Linked DNA regions of Mus musculus: region 2 is linked to region 1. A link is a loop called in an ENCODE intact Hi-C map of the cell type or tissue named here. Cell type or tissue: heart. All regions are shown on one strand.

What was found. Peaks named below come from ENCODE experiments on the same cell type or tissue, not always from the same donor. Only the 100,000 strongest peaks of a DNase experiment are listed, where the experiment ranks them.
Region 2: a loop joins it to region 1, with 9 times the contacts of the local background. A loop is called at or near these places in 36 of 42 quality-filtered maps.

Annotation. Positions count from the first base shown.
Region 1 is chr2:74,960,800-74,968,799 of GRCm38, forward strand. No RefSeq gene overlaps it. Among named protein-coding and RNA genes, the nearest start is that of Gm46748, 97 kb to the right of the region's middle. In heart, a CTCF peak has its summit at 3,759 (motif pointing left); DNase peaks (open chromatin) are centred at 3,752 and 4,832; H3K27ac peaks cover 424 bases; H3K27me3 peaks cover 758 bases.
Region 2 is chr2:74,711,798-74,719,797 of GRCm38, forward strand. It overlaps Hoxd3 (homeobox D3), which reads left to right and starts at 196. Exons shown (of 3, transcript NM_010468.2): 1 at 196-519. It overlaps Gm38462 (predicted gene, 38462), which reads right to left and starts at 261. Exons shown (of 2, transcript NR_164327.1): 1 at 173-261. Hoxd3os1 (homeobox D3, opposite strand 1) reads right to left here and starts at 4,333. Exons shown (of 3, transcript NR_027899.1): 1 at 3,909-4,333; 2 at 2,474-2,604. In heart, a CTCF peak has its summit at 4,133 (motif pointing right); DNase peaks (open chromatin) are centred at 304, 634 and 4,184; H3K4me3 peaks cover 1,552 bases; H3K27ac peaks cover 315 bases; H3K27me3 peaks cover 7,634 bases.

The DNA.
Region 1 (8,000 bases):
AAAAACCAAAAGAAGAAGAAGAAGACGACGAAGAAGAAGGAGGAAGAGGAGGAGGAGGAGGAGGAGGAGGAGAAGTAGTGGTGGAGGAAGACCACTGCAGAAGGGAGGAAGATCCCTTATCTACAGTTGTGTCATTAGCCCTCCAAGGCAGAGCTGTATAAGGCAATACCAATCATCTGATTCCTGCTTTGGTAGTTTGCATTGGGTTCAGTTAGCTGGCTCTTCTGTTTGTTCTATTTGAGGTCTCTGGTGCAGCCACCAGCAGGTATGTTGGGGTCTAGCTGGTGGAGGCTGGCCTCATTCACATGTGACAAGATTTCTGGGGTGGCTTAATCTTCATCTCTTCTCTCTGTTTGAGTTCTCATATCCCCCAAAATGCTGCTCTGGGGTTCAATGGTCCTGGTGGTTTCAACAGGGTAAACATGGACGCTTCAAGACTCCTAGTGGCCTGGGCTTGCTCAGATCTGCCACATGGTCTAGGTTAACATGAATCTACATCCAGCCCTAACTCTAGGAGAATGAATGTGGATGCTGCTTCTTATGGCTCCAGGAGAAGCTGCAAATGACATGTGGCCTTGCTTCATCTGGAGGCTTGGACTGTGAGGACTATTCTTCCGGAAAAGCAGATGCTCCTGTTGGGGAGAGGGAGGCGGAGTGAGCCCAGACAATGGTCTCTCTTTTTACCCCAGCATGCAGAAGGCTGCTTGTCTATAGACAAAACGATGTTTTCAGATTCTGGTCTGATATTACTCTCAAACCTCTACCTCGGCTGTTTTCTTACACTTGGAAGCTAGAATTACTTATTTAGTGTGATCCCTAACACCTCTCATGGTTTTCCTATCAATTAGCCTTTGTTCTTGACATCCCCATTGTTCATTATGCTTCCGTGTTTTGACTCAGTGAAAAGTCCTGTTTGGATGAGATCAACAACATCTCCTGCCCTCTCATTCTTCTAGTCCACTGGGTCAAAGGATGAGTAGTTTACATGACTTCTCCCAGGACCTCCTCATCTAGGTTATGAGACCGTCTCCTTGAGTTTTTCTGTGGTATCTACAGTGACCTTAGTGTGTCCAACACACCATATGGAGGGTAGTCTCTTGATTCTCCTCCACAGATCAAGAGTTCCCTGAAGGCAAAACAAACAAACAAACAACAACAACAACCATTCCTCATCCTCTGTGACTCTTAGCCCAGTGTAGACACACACCCTAACCTCAAAATGTGAAGACTTGGATTGCATAATAAATTCTCTGAGATTTATCTCTCAATCCTTTTGATTTAAAAAAATCTTCAATTGCCTTCTGAAGGACTCTGAGATGTATAAATACAAGACCACCTCCAAGAGAGCAGTTTCCAGTACTGTTAGGTGGTCCTTAGAAAATTCTGGAGCTCCTCGCATCTCTAATGCCATCAAGGCCTAGTTTTTCATTCACCTACTTTGCAATACTATGGTTCTCACTAGTGTACATTTCTGTTGGACTGGAGAGAAACCGGGGGAAAGGCTGTTAACGTCTCCCTTGAAATTGGACTACATGGCCATGAGAACCCAAAGTTCAGCACACGAGTGGAACTTCCTGGTGGACTTTACATATTTGTGGTGATCTGAGGAAATGGCTCCCACCTCGGGCAGTGATCAGCCCTGGTCACTCTCTGAGGCCAGCTGGCAGCTCTTCCCCCATGCCATCTCTGCAACAGGAGAAGGCTCAATGAGTGGGTGAGAGCACGGTGGGAAGAAGCGATAAACTGGGGGTGAGAGGGGGGAGGAGAGGAGGAAGGAAGGGGCTAACCTACTCCCCTGCTGTTGTCCAGAGCCTGGTCCATCTGAGCCTCCCCATTACCATTTCCTTGTTCCCTGAGTCTGTCAAGGGCAGACTTTATAGCTTCCTCTTGCACACATTAAAGAATGTTGGCTCTAGAGGTGGAATATTGAACTTGGAGCTCTGTAAACCTTGCAAATTTCAGTCCATAACCGATTTTCTAATAGCGCACTTAATCTTCGCTTTTCTTTCACCCCCTCCCCAGATCGATATTGATCATCAAATGCTTCTGTGTCTCTCAAGAAAGGGTTGAACTTGCTTCTTGCTTGACCTCACGTGGGGGACGGGTTGAGAAGATTTTGTTCTTAGGATACCACAGACTAAGCCCTTACATAAAACGTCTCTAAATGAGACTGTAGCGAGTATCACCATCTTCCAACCGGATCCACACAGAGCTAACCCTCCAAAGACCTGGTCCAGACCATAACCCTATGAAGTAGATTCTGCTAGAATTATCCTGAGACGGAGAAATAGGGCTGAGGGTGAGCAAACTGGTTCAGCAAGGTTTAGGAGGGCGGGGATACTTGAATTCTGGTGCGCACTGCTTCTATAAGTGGGTGTTGAGAGTCAGTCAGTATATGCACACCCCGCCATCTTCTCTCACTACCAACTTTTGTTGAGCATCTAATATGTACCAGCGACATTTAATATACTAGCTGAATTTGGATACTGCTATTACTTGTATACAGAGAGAGAGAGAGAGAGAGAGAGAGAGAGAGAGAGAGAGAGAGAGAGAGAGAAGGGGGATACTGCATGGTGAAGTATTTGGATTTAAGCTTCAGACTTCCTGGGTTCAAATTCTGATTCTGTCTCAGTTTATCACTGTGTGATCAAGTGGGAGAGTAGGGGCCCCTGATAAGGCTCAGAGGACTTAATATTTTCAGAGTGCCCAGGACAGTGAGAGAAACCACTGGGATTTTATGAGAGCTTGATTAATAATTCAATTAGCTTTCCAAATGTTCCTGAAATGGTAAAGAGTGAAGCCTTGTGGGCAGCAAGAGCTAGCTATGCAATAACCAACCCAGCAAGAAAATCTTTACAAGAAAATGAAAAAAAAAAAAACCCAACCTATCAAATTAAAAAAAAAATCCATAACAAGTTTTAAATGAGAACGCTGCCCAAATGTGTCTACTGAGCTGCGAAGCATACATGAGGCAATGAGCTAAACTGTCTAATTGTATCTGAAAGAAAAAAATACATAAGTTATTTAAAATATTTAGTTAGGTGTAGTTGTGCCTGCCTGTAATCCAAGTATTGGGGAGTCTGAGGCAAGAGATTACAATAAAGCCACTTGAGTCTCAACTTATGATTCTGGGTTTGAAGGCACCATTCTGTATGTTCCTAAATTATTTGTTTTCAAGATGTTTTAGGTCTGTATAAAATGGGGCTAATTGTTTTGGATTATGAGTGGGCTACTGTTTCAATTATTTATTCACAGGCTGGAGAAAATAGGGTCCTTTTCACACATACCCACACTGTCAGTAACACCGTTCATCCTTGAGAAGTTAAGTGACAGAGGGTCACTTTAATATTGATGCCTATGTGCACACCCATGCACACAGTTGGCTCAGGCTTTTATGAGACGGTCTAAGAATTCCTTGTGCCGTTTCAGCCGGCTGCGAAAGCAGGCAAGACCATCTTTTAACTTTTGTGGGCATGTATTCAACCTTCTTCACAAACCTACATTTAATTTCATTGACTTGTCTATTTTTTCTTCAGATTTTGCTTTTAATCCTTGCCACAAGAGCTGCCTCCCATCAAAATGTTCATTTTCATTAGGGATGGGAGGAAGATTTCTCCGAGGGGAGTGTCTGCTTTGAAGGAAGAAGCAGAGGGTTAGAGAATTCAAAATGCCAATTATGTGTAAGGTCGGCTGGTGAGGAGCAACGCTATAAAGGCCACGGAGTTTACTGCAAAAGGGTGCCCCCTGCTGGAGGCTCCTTCAATTGCGTCAGCTCAGCTCAGTTCATAACCTAAAGCAGCTGCCTTTCCCAGTGCCAACTCAGATTCTCTGCAGATGTTTCCTTATGACCCATCCACATGTTTGCTAAATATCATCTGTTAATTCCCCCCAAACATCCTGGATCTAGTTCTTTTATGTGTAACTCGACTTAAGGTCTTAAAATAGATGACAGCAAAAACATTTAAAAAATATATCTCACAGGTACAATTGTCTTGAATATCATCAGCACACTAACTCCGTAGTTGGACTCCAGTCTTAAAGGGCATTCCAGCTATTTTACGACAAACGGAGGTAAGGCATGTGCCCATTGTCCCTAGTCTTTAGCTTTTGATCATAGGATTTCAATGAATCACCATCAGTAGGAAGAGAGAGAAGTCTCAACTATCTATCTATCTATCTATCTATCTATCTATCTATCTATCTATCTATCTATCTATCTATCTATCTATCTATCGTGTGTGTGTGTGTGTGTGTGTGAGTGTGCATGCATGTGTATAGATATATGTGGCCTCAGACACCCTCTGTCTATCCCCCAGGAAGGTGCCCCCCCCACCCCAAGCAAGACTTCCATGCAACTGGATAGAGAGGCAAAATTGCTGTTGTCAGCGTCCCTTTGTGGGTGAAGGCTAACTGCCCTCTGCTGCTAGCCGGTGCAGGCTTCATTTGATAAGGAAATTCACACTCTTCCAAGGACTGTTTGCCATGTAAAATGAGGTTCTTGGATAGGAAAAAAAATTTTCTTACTGCAAAAAGAAAGATTTCTTCCTGGTAAAATAGTTGGGGTTTTTTTTTGGGGGGGGGGGAAACGGTGTAGCCCCCCCATCAAATCACACACCAGGATTCCCCTTGGAAAGAGGATCGGTTGCCATGGTAACCAAACCTTCAGCAGTTTCCCTCAAGACAGTGGAGACTGGAAGGAAATCAGGAGATGGCGGAAGTCTACCGAAGAGGCCCCAGGTCCTCACCACACCCACTGGTTCCTAGTAGCATTAGGGAAGCGGCCTAGGGACCAGCTGTGGCTTTGCTCCGGGATACTAGGAGCAGGCAGCTGGGCTGGGATCCCTTTGTGCTAAGGGAGGTCTGCCGAAGACAAGCAGCCTCTGATTACAGGATGTTTCATCAGAGCAGCTGCAAGCCATCGGCTCCTGACTCAGTGCCTTTCTGAGGGTCCACCCTAAGGAACTTCCCAGGACGCACTTACTGAACTTGACTGGGAAGGCTAGACTACTGTCAGAGTTCTTTTAAAGGGGAAGGTAGACCAAAACGCCATTGTGTTTTTTCGAAAAAACCTTCCTCCGTTGGGCTAGGCAGGCGCTTTCCTCAGCCCGGCACTGTCACCTTCGGGAAATCAGCCGAAATCTGCGGACGGGGTGGGGTGGGGGCATCCCACAAGTACTACATAAGAAACTCTAGGTAGGACCAACTCACTGGTGTTTTGGCAAACTTTCTGGGTTTTTTTGATGCACACCAAAGTCTGAGAATCACAAAAGTGATGAGAAATCTGTAATTTAGTTTTACTAGGACACATGAGAGGAATAACAAGGGCTGAAATGGCCACCCCAGCGCCTTCATCCTCCTGAGACCAAAAGCAGGTTCTTGATGCTTACTGCCTGTTGCCTTCCTCCTCTTCCGGGAGTTACCACGCCTTTAGTGTCTTGTTGAATCCGGACAGACAGGGATACTGTTTGAATCGACAATATCAGCTTATGGAGGGCTACAGTTTGCTTAATGGTTGGCTTTATTGTGGACTCTCTGTGTCCAAAGCTCGCTATAGACACTGATTGCCTCTCTAGAGAGCTTTCTAATGTCCTATAAGGGATCCAAGCCAGTACTGAGAAGAGAAGGTGGCTTTAACTTCACAGAAAACCGTTGTGAGATGCCATGGGATTTTGCCCCGAGTATTGTAGTGTGGATACTCATCTCCCAAAAGAGGGCTGCTTTGTCATTATGCACAGTTTGAAAAGTGCTAGGCACGGCTTCCTTGGAGTATAAGGACTTCAATAACACCCACCATCAGTGGAGGTTGAATATCTACTGAACATATCTAATATACTAGTACTTTTATTGACTCTTACCACAACCCTACAGCATACATAGTTTCATTTAACAGTAAGAATTAAGAGACGATGTTGATGAGAAGTAACTCATCCAAATTCCTAAAGCTAGGGCATGTCGTCTTCAGAATCAGAACTCCCGATGGTCTACTTTCAGGAACCATGGATAACTACAGCCTCCCTTATATCCTCCTGTATGAGCCACCTCCTTCCTAGACCGGCAGAAGTCACTTTGTTTTGGTGCTGGGACTTGAACCCAGGGCTTATATAAGCTAGACAGAAACTCTAGCATTGAGTTGTGCCCACAATCTGGCTCCTTCCTCTTTGTTAATATTGCTGTTGATAATTTGTGGACGTTTGCATTGGTGTCTTATTTCATCTTCACAGTCGCCCTTTGAGGGAGGTAGTGCTGTCAAGATCTCTCTGTTGCAGAAGAGGAAACCGAGGCTCTAAATAGACAAGTAGCCTGTCTGAAGCCCCATAGTTAGCAATACGGCTGAGCCAACATCCAGACCAGGAAGAACATTCATATTTAATGGACTCGATTCTGCCACTTAGCATGTGGTGGCGTGTATCCAAATCTGTGGTTATCAGGTTGTTGATGGCAGCCTTTTAGAGTTACCACTTGTTTTTCTCTCATATATTCAGAAAAGACCAAGATTTAGAGTTCTTCAAGACTATTGTTTGTTTTTCCATTTATTCATGAGTGTGCGCGCGTGTGTGTAAGCATGTGTGCAGGCATGTGGAAGTCAGGAAACACTTGTGAGGACCAGTTCTTTCTCTGTACTACATGTTGCTAAATAATAGCTTAGTTGACAGGGGTCATGTGCCATGTAATTCATTTACTAAAGTGTGTAATTCCGTGGCTTTTGCTATATTTATATGTGGAAGTGAAATGATGTCTTCTTGGAACCAGCTCTCCTTCCACTGTGGGTTCCAGGGATGGACCTCAGATCATCAGGGCAAGCACCCTTCCTTACTGGCTCAGTCATCTAGCTGGTAACAATCTTTCCTGTTTCTACTTCCATTCCCTGCTCAGGAGTTGGATTTTTGAGTTAAAACCTCCCAAGTTTGCTGGTGGTGAGCTTGCAGGCAGGGCTCGGTCAGACATTCCACTCCTCGGTGAGAAGCAGAAGAGAAAAGGGACGAGCAGTTTGAGGAAAGCGGCTGCACATTTTACATCCGAAGAAGTCTATGAAGATTTCCATTTCTCCACAGCCTGAGCAGCACGTGTGATGTCTGTCTTTTTGATTTTAGCCATCCCCCTGGGTGGAAGGTGGTATCTCATTTGGTTTTGATTTGATGGCTAATCTGGAGAGTTTTGAGCATGGTGGTGACACAGTCTGGCTTGGGTTTCAAAGGAACTGTGTGGATAAGAATAGACTGGAGTGGAGAGGAGGCAGAGGTCAGGGGAACCGATAGGAGGGCATTGTATTATCCAGGTGGGAAAAAAGATGGTGGCAGGAGACACAGTTAAAAGGAATGGAATCCCAACAAGGAGGACCTCCTATAAGTTCTCCAGGATCAGGAAGACAAAGATCCCATCCCATGACCATCTCCTTGAAACAGAAATAGAACAAATGAGACTTGCTGCATTAACAACCAAGTACTTCCTTATCCATAATAAAGACAATAGTAACCTGGGAACCTTGAGTCTGGGTGAGTGGTCTATACCTGGATGAAGGGTTTGGTGGCATAGTAGGGTGGCACGAACATGAGCATGACCATAGCACTGCTGTCAGGGGGCTTGCCCTTGAGACCCTAGCTGGGGAATGAGTGACTTTCCATCATTTGACACCTCTATGGGCCAGTTGTAATCAGAGAAGGAGAATTCATTCCTAACTCTGCCAGGCTATCATTGGGTAAGCACAGAGGATTCAAGACTTCCCAGTGACTTTTCTCAGAGCAGGGCAAGACAGAGACCAGCTCAAAGGGGCATCAGAAAGAGAAAAGGGGGCCACATGTTGTGACTCATATTTTCTGACTCTCAAGTATTTCTGTCCTGCAGCCTTTTAGAACAGGCAAAAATCAAAACACACAACAAAGCCGGGCGGTGGTGGTGCACGCCTTTAATCCTAGCACTTGAGAGGCAGAGGCAGGCAGATTTCTGAGTTTGAGGCCAGCCTGGTCTACAAAGTGAGTTCCAGGACAGCCAGGGCTACACAG
Region 2 (8,000 bases), 250 kb before region 1:
AAGAAAATTTACAACTTGGTAATAGACCTTTTTATGACCTATTTGCGGTCGTCATTGGCTGCGGCTGGTCATGTGCAGGCGCCGCTCGCCTTCACGGCCTTTTTCCTGATTTCCCAGGCGAATTTGCCCCCGCATTCTGCTTTCCCAGAGCCTCACCCCCTCTTTTTCTAACCTTTGTCTCTGCAGAGGTGGGCTCTAGTCGCCGGCTGCGGGATCGCGTGGTCCGCAGCGGCCTGGGCTCCCGCCGCGACTCCACCGCAGCTCGCCCCCGGTCGCGATTGCGGCCGCTTCCAGAGCCGGCGGGGAGCCCGGAAGGAGCCCCGGGCGCCGAGCCACCAGCCGCCTCTCACACTCCAGCAGGGAGCCGACCGCCTGCTTCAACCCTGGTCCCGAGCTTCCTACCCGATCCCTCCAGCAACATGAGCCCAAACCTGCCGAGGATGGTGAGCGCAGCCGGGCAGCGCCGGATGGATTCCAGCCACAGTCCGGGCCGACCGCCCGCAGTTCGGCACCCTCCGGGTAAGAGCCACCCTGCTGGCGCAGGAGCTGCCCGCTCCACCGCCTCGGGCAATGGGTGCCACTTCCCCAGCTCCCCGCGTTATTCAAGAACCTGGGGATCGCTCTCTGCATCCTCGTCCCTAAAGTATGTCCCTTGGGGCTCGAGGTAGGGTCCTGCTAGGCTCAAAAGTGCATTGGGGACTCCTTCGTGTCTCTCACCTCACCCCACCCCCTCAGAGATCCCTTGACTTGGAAACCCGCAGATCCCGAGCTCCCCTCCCCCAATCCGCCCTGTGAAGAAGAATGTGAAAATGGTTTCTGGACTCCTCAGCTTGGCTGGGGCTGGGGGGTGAGGGGTGGGGTCAGTAAAGGTTTCGTATGGTATAGAATACCGTGTTTCTGTGGTTTGATGGTGGTCAGAACTACCCTAGGTTAACAGGTGTTTTTCGAGGGTTGGGTCGTGGGTGGGGGTGGGGAGACTTCGGTGTATTCAGGATGTCTTTCATGGGTGAGGCCAATTTTTAGGATCTATATTTTATTGGGCCTTGTGTATAAAGACGCTTTAATTATTTAAAAACATTTCTCTAATTCTTAAGGGGAAAATGGTAATAATAACCCAAGCTAGGTTCTTCCTGCATCTGATAATGTGTCAGGTGAATTTGGACTATTTTATGTCACAAATGGATGTTTGCTATGGGAAGTAATATCAGAAAATCTGGTACAGGTTTTAGGATAAACCCAATAGATATTTGAGAAATGTGAGGCATTTCGGCGTTCAAACATCGCGTGTGTTTCTCATTTGTCAGAGTAATGAAAGAGTAGATCTTTTTGCTTTCCAAATGCGTTGTGTTTTTTTTTCCATTTTCCAATAAACACCATACTGCAATATTTCCCTTATTTCGAAACTACTGAACCAAACACACAGGAAAAAAAAAGAAAGAAAGAAAAAGAAAATCTTTGCAGAACATAATGTTGTTTCACTCCCCAAAATTTTGGATGGCATTTGACGATGCACTTTGAAACCCCTATTTCCTGTTCCTTCAGGAACACATAGGGAAACATTGAAACCTTAGACAATCTGCCGCATTGCGCATAAGACTGCACATGGCGGTGGGCCATAGTCCCCAACGTGCTTATCGACAAATCCTTATTGTTTGCCCAGATATTCCAGTATAACAGTGTTGGCTGTACAAATACTTGTGAACAATAGGTGATATGTTTGTAGAAAGGTGTTTTTAGTAATTAAGGATGGAATCACTCTCATTTCAAAATGGAGGACCAGTTGATGTCTGCAGAATTGTTCTGGGTCGGTAACTCAGAGGGCTCACTGTCTCTGGAGTGGGTTTTTGTTTCTTATTTTATTTTTATTCGGAGCGTCTGTATCTTGTAAGCAGTTCCCTATTACACATTGATGACGCTGAGAGTAAGAGGAAACATTCCCTTTGGAAAAACAAGCTCCTTGACTGCGTCCATAGGCCCTGCAGCTAGCTAGGTTCATTGAAGTTGGGTGGGGCTCAAAGACTTGATGGCCTGAGTCTGGGTGGGGCTGGGGGTGGACTTGGAGTTCTGAGGCTGGGTGGGGCTGGGGTGGGCTGGATGCTCGGCTGGCCAAGTTGTAGGTTTGGGGTTTCAGCTGCTTTTTCCTGGGTTTGGTGGCCCAGCGTGTTTCGGTGAAGAACGTGGTTCTGATTACACAGAGGAAGGTGGTGCCAGGTGCAAACATGGAGGATGTAGGGTATCATTGTGAGCCTCGTGGTGATATTCAAAGCTTATTGGAAAGAAACGGTTGGTTGCCACTTGAGAAATAAACGTTTGGGAAGTCGCACATTTTCTCTACAAGGAAAGGCTAAGAGGCTGACACCGCCATAACTGCCTTCATTGTCTCTGTGAACCTAACAACAAAAAATAAACAAAAAAGGAAAGAAAACCGGAGAGAAAAAGAAACGAAATTTAAAGATTATTCGGAGCCTAAGACCTTAGAGGTTTCTGGGCAAAACTCCCAGCGTCCTGGGTCCAAACTTCTATTTATAGACTGGGGAGCCAATGTCCTGGCCTTGGTTTCTTCTTGGGTGGACACAAGAGCTGGGAGTGCAGTCTCTGGAAAGTCTAGGAAATAAAGCAAAGTTCGCTATTACAAACGTAGCCAAGAAAACTGGCTGAAAATCAACCGTCTTTTTCCTATCATATCTTTCTACTAATACGTATATTTTGCCAGAATTCTGTTCTCTGAGTCCAAGAGGCAGGGGAAACCGGAACAAAGACAGTATTTCACCCTGGGCTGGCAGGCAGCTGTTAGAGGTGTTTACGGCCTTGTCGCAGTGCGGCGGAGGCCAGTGAGGGTTTTCGGGGGCACAGGAAGCTGTGGAGAAGCAACCAAGAACTCGGAATTCCGATTTAAATCCAATTTAGGTGCACTTTTTCGGAAATGATAAAAATAGATACCATTGTTTCAAAGGAAAGTATCTCCTAGACTTGATAGTTTTGCAAAACTAGAGGAGAAATTATGCTCTCTAAACCCAGGGTGGTGTTCCCCCTCTCTGTTAACAGATGACAGGGAGAAGCTGCACCCCATATGTGAAAATTCTAATTCAAAGACAACACTGAGTGTCCATCTGCAACATGGAGATTTTGTTGATTTGATTGAACCAGACTAGAAAGATTGATTTGAGGCATTAATTCAGATTTTCCTGCAAAAGAAAACCACGTGTTTCATGCCTCTTTTAGATAGGATTCTCGAGTCCTTCCACAGCCAGGCGCTGGAGTGGTGTGCGTTGGAACCCCCGGCACTGTGCTTGAGGCGGCATCGCTCAGAGCCTCTGCAGTGCGGGGCCGCGCACGCCCAGCGCATGTGCAGTGAAATAGCCCAGCCCAGGGATTGACCCAGTACTGCACAGACTGGGGGAGGGAGCGATAGGAGGAGATAACCAGACCCATTACCCCTTCCTTAGGCTTTGCTGCTCACCGTTTCTTCCTTTCATCTAAAGATAGCCACGACTTTACCCTTGACTACAATTACTTTCAATCTTAGACTTAAACCACCCCACCCTAATGTGTCTGTACACTAGAAATAGGTTGCAAATATGAGCTAGTAGTGAGTAGAATTTTTTTCTTTTCCAGGTGTACACACACACACACACACACACACACACACACACACACACACACGACCCTCAGAAATAGTTTTTTTTTTTTTTCAGACTGGCGCTGCGGCTCTGGGAAAAGGCCTTTCTTCCTGGTGCCCGTTCAAACTGACAAACTTCGGGACGATCGTTCTTGTAACGAACACCAGCACAGCACATTCTAAAGCTCAGGCTCAGCAGAGAGCAATCAGATAAACAAATAAGTAAATAAATAAACAAACAAACAAACAAACAAACAAACAAACTGGAGGGATTTTCCTCCTGCCTCACCTAATCAAGGAGAGATGAGATGCTCGCTTCTGGGTCACAGGCTTGTTGTCTGAGCTGGGGGTGGGGCGGTAAGAGGTAGCCTCAAGGACTTTTGGACTCCTTTTTGCCTCTCCAGTGGACGTGGCAGAATCAACTTCTGATGTCCCAGGAAGGAAGTGCCTAGTCTAGGTTTTCTAGGGCTGGTGGTGTCCCTTTTCGGTTGTCTGGAGCTTTGTCCAGGAGGAGGCGCTGTAGGACAAGCGTCTCGCTGGCTTCGCCGATGCCGCCCATGCCCTGGGTGGGAGGGGAATGGGAGGACACAAGAGCCACCCGTTCTTCTGCCCCGCCTTCCACCTCAGCTCGCTCAGCGCTCAGCGTGCGTGGCATCAGACAAGGGTGGGTGGTGTGATCACTTGTCCGCCAGCTGCCCTCAACCAGGCATCTCTGAGGTCTTTGGAACCTGAAAACTGATGCCGGGGTGAAAGGCCACCTTGTTTCCCTCGGCGACCCAGAGGGGGCGTTATTTCCTCATTCTGTACTCTAGGAACAGGCAACCAGATTTTGTGATAGAGCAAGCTGTTCCTAAACCTCAGGGCCCCAGTGAGAAGCAGCACCCCATGAACAGCTTCAGTTCTTGCCTTTCACTTGTCCCAAGTTCCTAGTACCCAGGACAGGCAGCTTGGGGAAGCACAGCATGGATGGAGACCCTTTCTAGCAAGGCAACTGACCTCCTCCTGCTAATTTAGAACAGCGCCTGGGCCCTGTGACACATTTCTGACTCTCTGAAAGTCTGAGGCAATCCCACCTGCACCCCATAGCTTGCGAATCATGCTGGTGTGTGGACTTCTGTCCCCAACACTCCTGCCTCACCACTGTGCTCGTCGCAGGCCTACTGTGTGGTTCGCCGGCTGGTCTCCGTTCAAAGGTGACAACTCACCCAGCTTCACTGATCCTCAGTTGACCCCTAGCAATGTCCCCCTCTTTGTTAATTTAGGGCAATGATTCTCAGAGGTCTGTGTGAGCCCAAATGTCTGGATAAATGAGGTTTCTAGGTTCCACACCAAACACCCTGAATTCAAATGTCAAGAAGCAGTGTCCAGGCATCCTGAAAACACTCTCCCCAAGGCAATGAAGATATGTACATAGGTTGGAGAGCCATGGGTTAAGGGTGTCTCCTGCTTAGCTCTTTATTCTCCTGGTCCTGAGTTTCTTCTTTGTCTACACTGGGCATACCCAAAGCCCCTGGAGTTACAATCATGACTATCTGGGTTTTGTTTTTGTTTTTGTGTTTTTTTTTTTTTTTTTTAGTTACCACACTATAGGTGAGTAATTTCTTCCATTTTATGCATGAAATTACGGGGTCTATGCATTCCTCACGCTGGGTTTTGCAAGTGCCAAGAGCAGGTTCTAAACTAAGTTCAGGCTTAATTGGGTTCAAATTCAAACCCTACACTTGCTTGATGCTTGGCCTTCAGTGAGCAGGACAATGTCTTTGAGCTCATTTCCTTCTTTGAAAGTAGGAATAGAAAGAGTATCATCAAGAGTTCTTATGAGGATCTTACTTTTTTAGAGACAGGATGTCATTATGTTACCAGACTGGCCTTGGACTTATGGCAATCCTTATGGCAGTCCCCAGGGTACCATGGGGTGTAAGCCCACCACACATGTCTTAGTTTTTACTTCCATGTTACTTTTATATTGAGCACAATCCTAACTGTGTTGAGTATACTTATTAGCTAAGTACTTAAAACAGTGCTTCGGCACATAAACATTTAACACCATTAATGGTATTGGCCCCGCTTTCTCATAAGTAAGACCTTGGATTTTCCAGGCAAAAGAAACTAGCTTATTTTCTCACTAAATCCTTGAGTTCTATACAGGATAAAAGAGACCTAAACTGGACATGATGGTTCATGCCTATAGTCCCCACACTTAGGAAGCGGCAGCAGAAGGATCAACATTTGAATTTGAGGCCAGCCTAGGCTTCATATGGAGTTCAAACCCAGCCTAGACTACTTAGCAAGTCCCTATCTCAATGAAACAAAGCAATAAAATAAATCTTGGTCAGGTGTCATTGGCAATGGCCTCTCAGATCTCAGTGTCTAGTACCCAGGAGGAAAGCTCTCTTGGCTCTTTAACAGGTGGCCTTACACTCCAGTAGGTGTGTTTGGAACTTCTTGGGAGGGCTTGCAGTCTCTCCTAAGCTCACTGTCAGGTCCTCTAGTCCCTTTCAGCATCACCCTGTTGTCCTGTCAGCCGCACCCACCCAGAGGGTCATTCTTGTACAGTCCCAGGGCATCCTAGTCACCTGGACTGTGAATGGGGTGGAGTAAGAAAGGAAAAAGCCAGGCCCTTCTCCCTAGCTTAATCTACCTGAACCCTGTGATTTAGGCATCGTGGCCATGGCCAAACCCAAGTCCTAACTTGGGCAAGGGTAGTGACAAAGTGTGCTTTTGGAAGGACTTATCCTTCAAGTTTTCCAAGGTCCTTCCATTTCCTTGAAAGGAACAAACAAAAATTTGGAGATAGGACCCTGTTGCGAAGCTCAAACTTGTCACAAACTGTCAATCATCCTGCCCCAGCCTCCCACAAGTGAGGGTTGGTTGTAGGTGTGTGCCTCTGCGCTTGGTTGAAATTCTCCTCTCTTATGAAGAATCTCATGAACACCACTTCAGGTTGTAACCTCACACACACACACACACACACACACACACACACACCACACACACACACACACACACACACACACACACACACACACACACACCACACACACACACACACACACACACACACACACACATACACATGTGTACACTTCCTGAGACCAGGTTCCCACCTCTTCAGCTCTGGCTCCCACCACCATTTTCCAGGCTACATCTCTTGACTACACCTGAGTACAATCTGAGTCTGGGTCAGATTATCCTGAAAACATAGAGAGTTTCTTCTCCCTCCAGTTTGTGCTTTGTGAAGTTTTGCCTATAGCCTAAGGGAGCAACCCAACAGGCCATCCACTTCCCATGTCATCCAGACCAGCCAGTCCTCTCTAGCACTAGGATACTCTTCTTGGAACCACTAAAGCCTGTCCTAGCCTCTGACCCCAAGTCAGACATCCTGCCTCCAGGCCCTTTTCCACCATGAAAGGTTCTTGTATCCTACTGAGAGCTTTTCCCTTTAGGGTCTTCCTTTCCTTACAGAGGACTCTAAACTAGTAAGCAGCTCCATCGAGAGAAACTTCAGTAGTAGCGCCAGGAGGACAAAAATCACATTTCTCGATTGTTCAGAAATCCCAGTTCAGTTCTTCTCTGGCTCTAACCCTAGCCTGTGTACTTAAGCATAAATCCTGGGCAGACTCCTTGTTCAATGTGTCTCTAGCCAGAGATTCAACCAAGGCTTCATTCACTCTATCCATCCCTGCTTGATGTGCAAACATTTAGCTTGAGTTCTCAGCATCCTCTCTGGGCAACAGGACTCTTACTGAGCCAACATTAGCATGAGTTTCTTTAGGGTGTACTGAAGGTTGACCTGTATTGAGCCTGAAATATCTGATGCTGTCTTCTGGGACTCCTTCCCTCTTTCCTTCCTGGGAACATCTGGGTTGGGGAAGTCTTATAGGGGACCTTATATCATGGAAGGCCACGGGGAAGAAATTCTCAGGATTGGCTCTAGCTAAATGAGAAGAGGCAATACCCAGTTTACTGGGAAACTAATTTCTTACAGGGTTTTCTTTTTCTTTTTTCCTTTTTGATGCTGGCTGTTGTTGTTGGTTTCCTGTTTGTTTTTGTTGGTTTATCTTATTTTATTTTATTTTATTTTATTTTATTTTATTTTTATTTTGAGCCAGGGCTTCTCTTTGTAGCCCTGGCTGCCCTGGAAACTCATCAGGCTGCCCTTGAACTCACAAGAGATTCACATGCCTCTGCCTCCCAAGTGCTGGGATGAAGGCCTGCACCACCACTGCCCAGCTTCCTTACAGATGCTGCAGGAAGGCTACCCTCTTTTCTCCCTTCCTTGTCGACTGGAACAACTACCAACATTCAAAGTCCTTGGGAGCCAGAATGTTGGCTGGGGCTCAGAGTTTGGGCTCTTGTCTAGCACTCCCAAGTTCCTACT